2 separate regions of the Homo sapiens genome follow, and region 1 is linked to region 2. Evidence: chromatin contacts called from ENCODE Hi-C or POLR2A ChIA-PET data. All regions are on one chromosome and are shown on one strand. Each heading gives the region's core, a stretch centred on a gene start or an enhancer-like site at or near the end of the contact. The rest is flanking DNA. Distances are from core to core; before and after follow the strand shown.

What was found. Hi-C counts contacts between places; a loop is a spot of excess contacts on that map. ChIA-PET counts read pairs that join two places held with the same protein, here RNA polymerase II (POLR2A). Pooled maps may share reads with other maps.
Region 1: a pooled map shows a loop between it and region 2 (3-fold over the local background). The contact joins two enhancer-like sites. A Hi-C loop is called at or near these places in 3 of 37 single-sample maps with no recorded cell type and 2 of 50 pooled maps. POLR2A ChIA-PET finds 5 or more read pairs at or near these places in 1 of 52 experiments (naive thymus-derived CD8-positive, alpha-beta T cell).

Annotation. Positions count from the first base shown.
Region 1 is chr6:72,687,155-72,691,496 of GRCh38, reverse strand. All of the region lies in intron 1 of KCNQ5 (potassium voltage-gated channel subfamily Q member 5), which reads right to left. Among named protein-coding and RNA genes, the nearest start is that of KCNQ5-IT1, 59 kb to the right of the region's middle. RefSeq lists an enhancer at 1,995-2,114. Within about 2 kb of position 2,221, at least 2 of the 41 ENCODE cell types and tissues checked have a DNase peak (open chromatin) inside an H3K27ac peak, as active enhancers do.
Region 2 is chr6:72,823,891-72,828,052 of GRCh38, reverse strand. The region is part of intron 1 of KCNQ5 (potassium voltage-gated channel subfamily Q member 5); the gene reads right to left. Among named protein-coding and RNA genes, the nearest start is that of MIR4282, 140 kb to the left of the region's middle. RefSeq lists an enhancer at 2,557-2,606. Within about 2 kb of position 1,817, at least 2 of the 41 ENCODE cell types and tissues checked have a DNase peak (open chromatin) inside an H3K27ac peak, as active enhancers do.

The DNA.
Region 1 (4,342 bases), core at 972-3,471, 140 kb after region 2:
CCAGTTGCCCTTAGCAACCACTACTTCAAGGGAAACCTTATTTTCATCTGCTAACTCAAAATACGACTAAAGGGTCAACCGCAGAGCAATTGTAAAGGGCAGGTATTAAACTGACAAATTGCTCAATGTAAGACCCTCTTTCATTTGAATTATTCCAGTGGCATTGGGTGTTTTGTTCACAAATATTTCATAAGTCATAGGGTTTATAAATCGGTTTTTAAATGATACTTATGAAAAATAGAACTATACATTCCAACTTGAGATCTCTTTATTATTGAGGCTATGGAGAGGAATCACATAATTAACACAAGTCTAATGCAAACAAAGATAAGTGAAGGGAATATTCTTTTCAAATATATTATGCCAAATACTCTGAAACTATAACTCCTTTTGAATTTACTGATTTTTGAGTTCAAGTTTCCAAAAACCTATGCTAAGAAGAAAAGCCAGTTTGCTCTCTATTACTAGTTTAAGCTAATAAACACAGTGGTTAAGAGGCTAATAATTCTGAATATTTTGAATTGTTTTCTGATATATAACAATTCTTTAGGAAATATTAAGGAAAACATAAGACATAAAGGATAAATATAATTTTCATTATTTTTATAATTCTTAAAGGACATCTATATATAATTTATATATGGTATTCTAAATGAAATTATACTTTAGCATCTTTCCTATGAAGAATGGAAAAAAAACTGCAAAAGAACACATACAGTTTCACTATTGTTGTGGCTTAAGAAATAAAAAGTATTGTACTATTAGGCTTTTTTTTTTTTTTCTTGGTAACAGATTTCAGGAGGCATGGGCTGCCCCATTAGAGTTCTGTATGCAGTTGGGGGAACAGATGTTGACAGCAGCAGCAGCCTTTATGTTGACACTTCACAGGCTTTGCCTCTTCTACTGTAAATCTTTTGTAGATTTACAAATAACTGGGAACACCAATGTTTTACATTAAGTAAACTTGATTCAATAGTAGGTGTCAAGAAATTTTACCAATCTTCTGTCCACAACCCTAAATAGGAAACAAACTTTCCTTTCATGAAACACACAATTCAGTGAGGGAGATGAGGCAAAGAGAAGAGTGGGAACCAAAGAACAGAGATTCAGAAGCAGGTAAAAAAAATTTAGGAAGAGTAACTTGAAAATATGATGATGATGAAATTATATTAATAAACATAGGACAGCAACTATGTTTGATTGTAACAAATTAATTCTGTGGAAACAGCATGTTTTCTTTTTCTTTTCTTTTTTGTTTTTTTGGAGACGGGATCACGGCTCACTGCAACCTCTGGCTTCTGGGTTCAGGCGATTCTCTTGCCTCAGCCTCCTGAGTAGCTAGGACTAGAGCATCCGCCATCATACCCAGCTAATTTTTATATTTTTAGTAGAGACGGGGTTTCACCATGTTAGCCAGGCTGGTCTCCAACTCCTGGTCTCAAGTGATCCACCCACCTCAGCTCCCAAAGTGCTGGAATTATAGACGTAAGCAACCGCGCCTGGCCATTTTCATGCTTTTGTAAGCCACTCTAGCTAAATCTGGAAATTCAAGTTACAAATTCAATCTTGTACTCTTTAAGTAACTCTTAAATAACTAAATAACTCTCGAAACAGAAGAAAAATCAGTTACCCAATCAGATTACTGTCAACTTACTATGGGTTTTTGTTTTGTTTTTCACTTTCCTGTTGCACTGAGGTTGAAAAAAAAAAAAACGCTTGTTTTCAACTAGAAAAACTAAATATAGCTAAGTTATTTTAAAACTGCATGCAATGTCACTGAATTGTAATGCATTTCAGGTATGTAAATTTTACCACAGTATCAATAATTTTAAAACTTTTACCATTTGCCTAATACTTTGTGGGTATAAGTATATATAATCTTCCAATTTTTAGTTAAACACAAATTCTCAGCTACTACAAAGTCTGCCACCTCTGAAACTTTCTAAAGGGACTGAAATGTTCCATTGTGGGTCTCTCACAAATGTGTTTTACTCTGTTAGCGAGGCTGCCGTTTGGGATTCCCCATCTGCCAGATGCTCCTTAATTTTTCTGGGTTGATGCTGTCTCATCTAGTCCCCCTTGGACAAATGACCACTTTGGATGAGTTAGGGATGTTGCTTGAGATCGAAGAATGCTTCTTTTTGGTGGAGATTTTCTGTTTTGTTTTTTCTGTGTGAAGGCTAGCTATGTCCCAGGGGAATTAGACTCATGACTTAAAGTCCCTTAGTCACTGCCCCCTTGTCTCTGCTCTTACTCATTCTGTTCCGCCATTGACGCTTGAAAGCACCACAGGTTTGTAGAGCTATGGGAGTAGCTGCATGGTTTTTGTTTTCTAACCAGGACTCCAAAGGGTTATATCTGGTAAGTTCATTTACTTTAAACCTCAAAATTAACTGCAAATAGGCCATCAGTAAATTCCCAACTGCAAGAACTTTGAATGAGTAATGAACATTTAATGACTTAAGGTTACATTTTTAATAGTCAAAACTCTTTAATTATTTTTATAGCTATAATGTTTTTCTCACTCTAAAGAATTGTTTTTACTTTAACATGTGCTCTGTTTTGACATGAAATATTTCTTGAGGTAATAAGCTTTTACCAAGCTTATATTTTTGGGCAATTCAGTTACAATGAGAAAAAAACACACCAAAAGACCAAAAATTTTAAAAACTCACTTTTCTTGCAATCATAGACATTTTGCATTATTATAGAACATTCAAACAAGTTAGGTGGATAATTATTGTCTATAGATAAATACGATGCAATTTTAATAAGAATTTGAAGAATGACATTAAATGCTGTCTGAAACCTTTTGTATTTTTTTAATGTATGACCATACTCCGTATATACTTAGATAACTTATCCAGAAACCTCAACTGTATTGAACATTGCTGAGAGAAATCAACAATAATTTTAACAGATATGATGACAGTAAAAATTGATTGCATATCTTTTTGCACTAAAACTTTTATATTTATTTACAAGCGGGAACTCCATTCTGCCACAGAGACCCTGTAAATTCTCCTTTTAGGTATACTGTAATTTGGACCAGTTTCTTCATCTGGTTTCCCAAAGCATAAACAAGAAGAAGCTGCAAATGAAGAAGGATAAAGATAAAGAAATGCTGGAAGTAAACTTGGATCTTAGTCTAGACTTAGACAATGGGAAAGAAAGAAACTCTCTTAAAAGAGTGAACCTTAAGAACCTAGTAACCTGGGAAATCTTGAAGAGCCCCTGAAGTTGCTGTGTTGTACAAAAGAAGATGTTCTGAATGCTATTTCTGAAACTTCAAATAAAGTGTAAACTCTGCTCAGTATAAAGTGTAAACTCTGCTCAGTATAGTTAGATTAAGAAAGCAATGTAACATGCATTTAGAACACTTTAAAAAGTGATCAGTATTGGGAGGCCGAGGCAGGTGGATCACAAGGTCAAGAAATTGAGACCACCCTGGCCAATATGGTGAAACCCCGTCTCTACTAAAAATACAAAAATTAGCTGGGCATGGTGATGCGCACCTGTAGTCCCAGCTACTTGGGAGGCTGAGGCAGAAGAATCGCTTGAACCTGGGAGGCGGAGGTTGCAATGAGCCGACATCACGCCACTGCACTCCAGCCTGGGCGACAGAGAGAGACTCACTCCATGTCAAAAAAAAAAAAAAAAAGGGATCAATAAAAAGACTAGCATTTTGCAAACTGGAGCTCTTATGGGTTCTTTTCACTTCTTAGGAAAAATATTTCATTTCTTTTTCCTAGAAAAAGCCAAATAAATGAAACATCATTCTACAGTTTGAGACACAATGCTTATAATATAAACAGAAGTAAAATGTGACTCAGGACTTTCCTAAACTTACTTTACATCCATCATTTGCCTAGCACTTCAAGTATGCTTTCACTTTTTATCTCCTTAAATCCCCATAATGTTCTTCCCAGTCCAAATCAGATGGCTTTTTTCTGAACTTCTTGGAGCACTGTAAATATGGTCACATGTATTGTCATTGTCGACTTACTGTCTGTTTCCACTAGCCATGTGCTCCTTGAAGGCAGGGCCTACGGTTCTCTTTGTCTCTCTTGTCCTCAGGATAGTGTTTGGAGCATGGTAGACACTCAATATTTGCTGAACAGATTAAATAGAAGTATAGGTCATGATCTCTCTGCTAAGGAGTTCACAGCTTTTCTGGGGAAGGTAGATAAGACATATACAATAGACATAACATCCTAAGAAAGATGATTTTCCACTCAAATATATGGTCCAGACAATCAATGTCAGTGGAAACAGAGCAGAGAGCAATCAATATTGGCTTAAGTATTCAGTAACGCTTCATATACAGCCTTGGAGGATCTTG
Region 2 (4,162 bases), core at 568-3,067:
TAATTCACATATCTACAGCCAACTGATTTTTAATAAAGGTTCCTAGAACACTCATTTGAGAAAGGACAGTCTTGTCAATAAATGCTGCTGGGAAAACTGGATATCCGTATGCAGAAGAATAAAACTAGACTTCCACCTCTTACCCTATATAAAAATCCACTCAAAATGGATCAAAGACCTAAATGTAGGACCTGAAATGATAAAATTACTAGGAGAAAACATATGAGAAACAGTTCAGGACATTGGACTGGGAAAATATTTTATGATCAAGACCTCGAAAGCACAGGAAACAAAAGCAAAAATAAACAACTGGGATTATATAAAACTAAAAAGCTTCTGCACAGCAAAGGAAACATCAACAGAGCAAAAAGACAACTTATAGAATGGAAGAAAATATTTGTAAGCTACTCATTCAATAGGGGATTAATATCTAGAATATACAAGGAACTCAAACATATCAACAGCAAAAACCCAAATAATATGAGTAAAAAATGGTCAAATTATCTGAACAGACATTTATAAAAGGAAGATATACAAATGGCCAACAAATGTATTTAAAAATGCTTGACATCACTAATCATCAGGAAAATGCAAATCAAAACCACAATGTGGTATCTTCTTACCCCAGTTAGGATGGCTATTATAAAAAAGACAAAAAATAACAAATGGTGGTGAGGGTGTGGAGAAAAGGGAACTGTATATTATACCTCTTGTTGGGAACATAAACTAGTACAGCCACTCTAGAGAACAGTATGGAGGTTTCTCATAAAACCACAAATAGAATGACTATATAATCCAGCAATGCCACTACTGGGAACTTATCCAAAGGAAAGAAAGTCATTGTATCAAAAAGACTTCTGCACCCCCATGTTTATTGCCACACTATTCACAATAGCCAAGATACAGCATCAACTGAGGTGTACCACAACAGATGAATGGATCAAGAAAATGTGGCATACATACACAATGGAATACTATTCAGCCATAAAAAGAATGAATTCCTATCATTCATAGCAACATAGATGGAACTGGAGGACATTACGTTATGTGAAATAAGCCAGGAACATAAAGTTAAACACCACATGTTCTCACCCATGTGCAGAAGCTAAAAAAAGTTGATCTCTTGGAAGTATAAAGTAGAACAGAGGAAACTGGAGGCTTGGGAGGGTAGGGGGAAGGGAGGGATAGGGAGAGATTTGTCAAAGGATATAAAAATTATGGCTAAATAGGAGGAATCAGTTATAATGTTTTATACCACTGTGGAAGGACTACAGTTAACAATAATGTATTATATTGTTTCAAATAGCTAGAAGAAATATACTGAATGTTTCTAACACAAGGAAATGATAAATATTAGAGATGATAGATATGCAAATTACCCTGTTCTGATCATTATACATTATATGGATTGAAACATCACTATCTATCACATGAAAATGTATAATTATTATTTGTCAAACAAACATTTTTTTAAAACCCAAGAACAATTAAAAAAAAGAAGATTATAGCAGGAACCTATAGGAGACATTAAACATAAGCATGAATATATTTAAGCAGGTAGCCATACAAGGGAGCTGAAATAAAAGACATTTTTCAATTAGAAATAGTACATATTTCTTCTATTCATTATTTCTTATGATTTTCCTGTAGCTTTTGATGTGAAAGACTGATAGAAAGACACTGACTTTCACTATTTCTAATCCACAAAAAATGACTGTTGTTTCTAAATTTAACTCATTATAATTATCTCTTTTCTCTCCATGGCATTAACAAGGCCTATCATGGGATCTAATGACTAATCTTGCAGGAAGGGTAACTGGTGACTAAAGTATTCCTCATGTCATATATGTGTATATGTATCTTTTGATGGTTAGAGTCGAATGAATTGGTATCTTTACCTTGCAAGTGTGTAGTTTTGCTTTTATACCCTGAATTGCTTTGTGCAAATTACAGTCTCCAGAGCTGAAGCTCCTTGCTGTGGATGAAGGGAAATGGTGGAAAAAGGGCCCCAGAATCAGAATGGCTTTTCCACCAGAGAAGTGTGATTGCTTGCAGGCACAACGCTTAAGGTTGACCCCCATGGAGGCAACTGTGATTGAACAACTGGGTTGGCCTTCTAGATCCCAAATATCCTTCCTATATTTAATCTGATTAAAGTTTTCTCTCTTCATTTAAACATAAAACATTCCATGACACTGATTTACTTCAATATATAAATGACTGGTTTCATTCATTCATCATTCATTCATTTGACAAATACAGTGCCTCCCATGTGCTAGTGTGGGTAGACAAACAGGACTGACTAACAACTATTGCTAGGTGGCTAAAGAATGGGCTGAGAGACTTCCCTTCCCCAGGCAAGTGAGCCTGCTCCCAAGCTCAGCTTCTCCAAGGCCCTCCAAGTTCCACATGTTGCATAGTATAGGTCCCACCTAAAGCCAAACTGTTATTCTAAGTCATGCTCTCTTCCTCTTGCAAATAAGACTTCTCACTGTCACCAAGGAAAAGGAGAGAACCTTCCCTGTGGACCACCAGCTAACTGTTCCTGTTCCCAGTTCCAGTCTGCACTCAGTGACTCATTCTGGCATTTTCTTATGCCTTCTACCAGTGGCACTGTTCTTGTTGCTGGGGAGATATGTATAAAACAAACAAAAATACTTACTTTCAAGGATCTTACATTCTGGTGGGGAAGCCAGACAACAAGTACAGTAAGTAAATAAATGAAATACAGTGCAGCACAACCCAAAGTAGTAAGTGCTGTGGAAAAAATAGAAATCAGGGAAGGGGAACAGAAAGTGTTGGGGATGGTGAGTGGATGTTGCTCTCTTTGCAAAGTAGATTTTTAGGGGTGAAGGGGGAAAAGACAGCCCAGTCTCCCAGCCTAAATGTTCGTTTTTTTGTTGTTGTTGTTGTTTTGTTTTGTTTTTTTCTCCCTAGCCTTCTTCTAGAGCAAAAGTCATCTGGCAGTTTCAGGACAGATGACATCATTACCCAGAGGTCCTCAAAGACAGTGAAGCTTGAAGAGATTTCTTCATGTGTCAAAATGGGAAGATTACTGTCTCTCCTGCCCACTTCTCTGGGTTGTTGTAAAGATCAAAGGAGAGAAGGGCTATAAAGGTGCTTTGAAAACAATGAAAGCTACACACTGAAAAGGCATTATTATCACAGAATTGTGTTAGAAATAAGTGGGATGACTATTTACGTATCCAAATTTTATAATCTATAGTATAAAGATGAGAGAGAGAGACACACACACACACACACACAGAGACAGAGAAAGAAAGAGAGAGAGACTAAATGTAGGTTTTGGCTTGGAATCATATATATCAAGCTGTTAGTTGGCTATATCCAGGTGATATGACACCTTTCTTCCCTATCAAATCTCCATTGCTGGCCAGCACAGCTTCACTCTTCTGAGGTTATTTTTCTCCTTATCATTAGGCTGCAAAGTACATGACCAATCCTAGGATGAAAATATTGATTTTACCATAATAAGTACATGTGCAAATTGAAAGGCAGGTTAATTTTGCAGGCTCTTAAATTACTCAGGCAATAGAAAATATCAATAAATGCCAAGTGAAAAACAGAAAAACTGATGAGAAAACTGATGAGCATCAGTTCTTAAAAGAACACATAATGAATGTTAAAATTATCAGATATTTTGATACAAGAAATAAAACCAACGATTTTCTAATTTAGGTATCATTTTTCCTCTCTTTTTTTAAAATAATTTTTTTCTTCATTATTTCACAGACCCCACCACCGCTGGAATTTACTACAGATCAAGAACTGGTAAAACTGAAGACCATTTATATTGCTCAATTGCTTCTAAAATAATAGGTATGGCACTTGTGATTAATTTATGATTCATAATCTTCAAATATTAGTAATTATTTAAAAAGGGAAACTAATTTTCTTAAACAATATGGAAGACAAACCTCTAATGTTTAATTTTATTCTTACTGGAATCTAGTAGTCCTGGATGAAAACAAGAAATATAGGAGAAAACATATAAAATGGTACTTATTAATATTAATAGAAACAGTTTGGAAACATTAAAATGAATCTAACAAAAACACATTAAAATATTTTACATATGTGTTTACTATGAAAGAAGGGTAATCTTACACAAATGTAGTGGATGAAGTAGATCAGACTAATA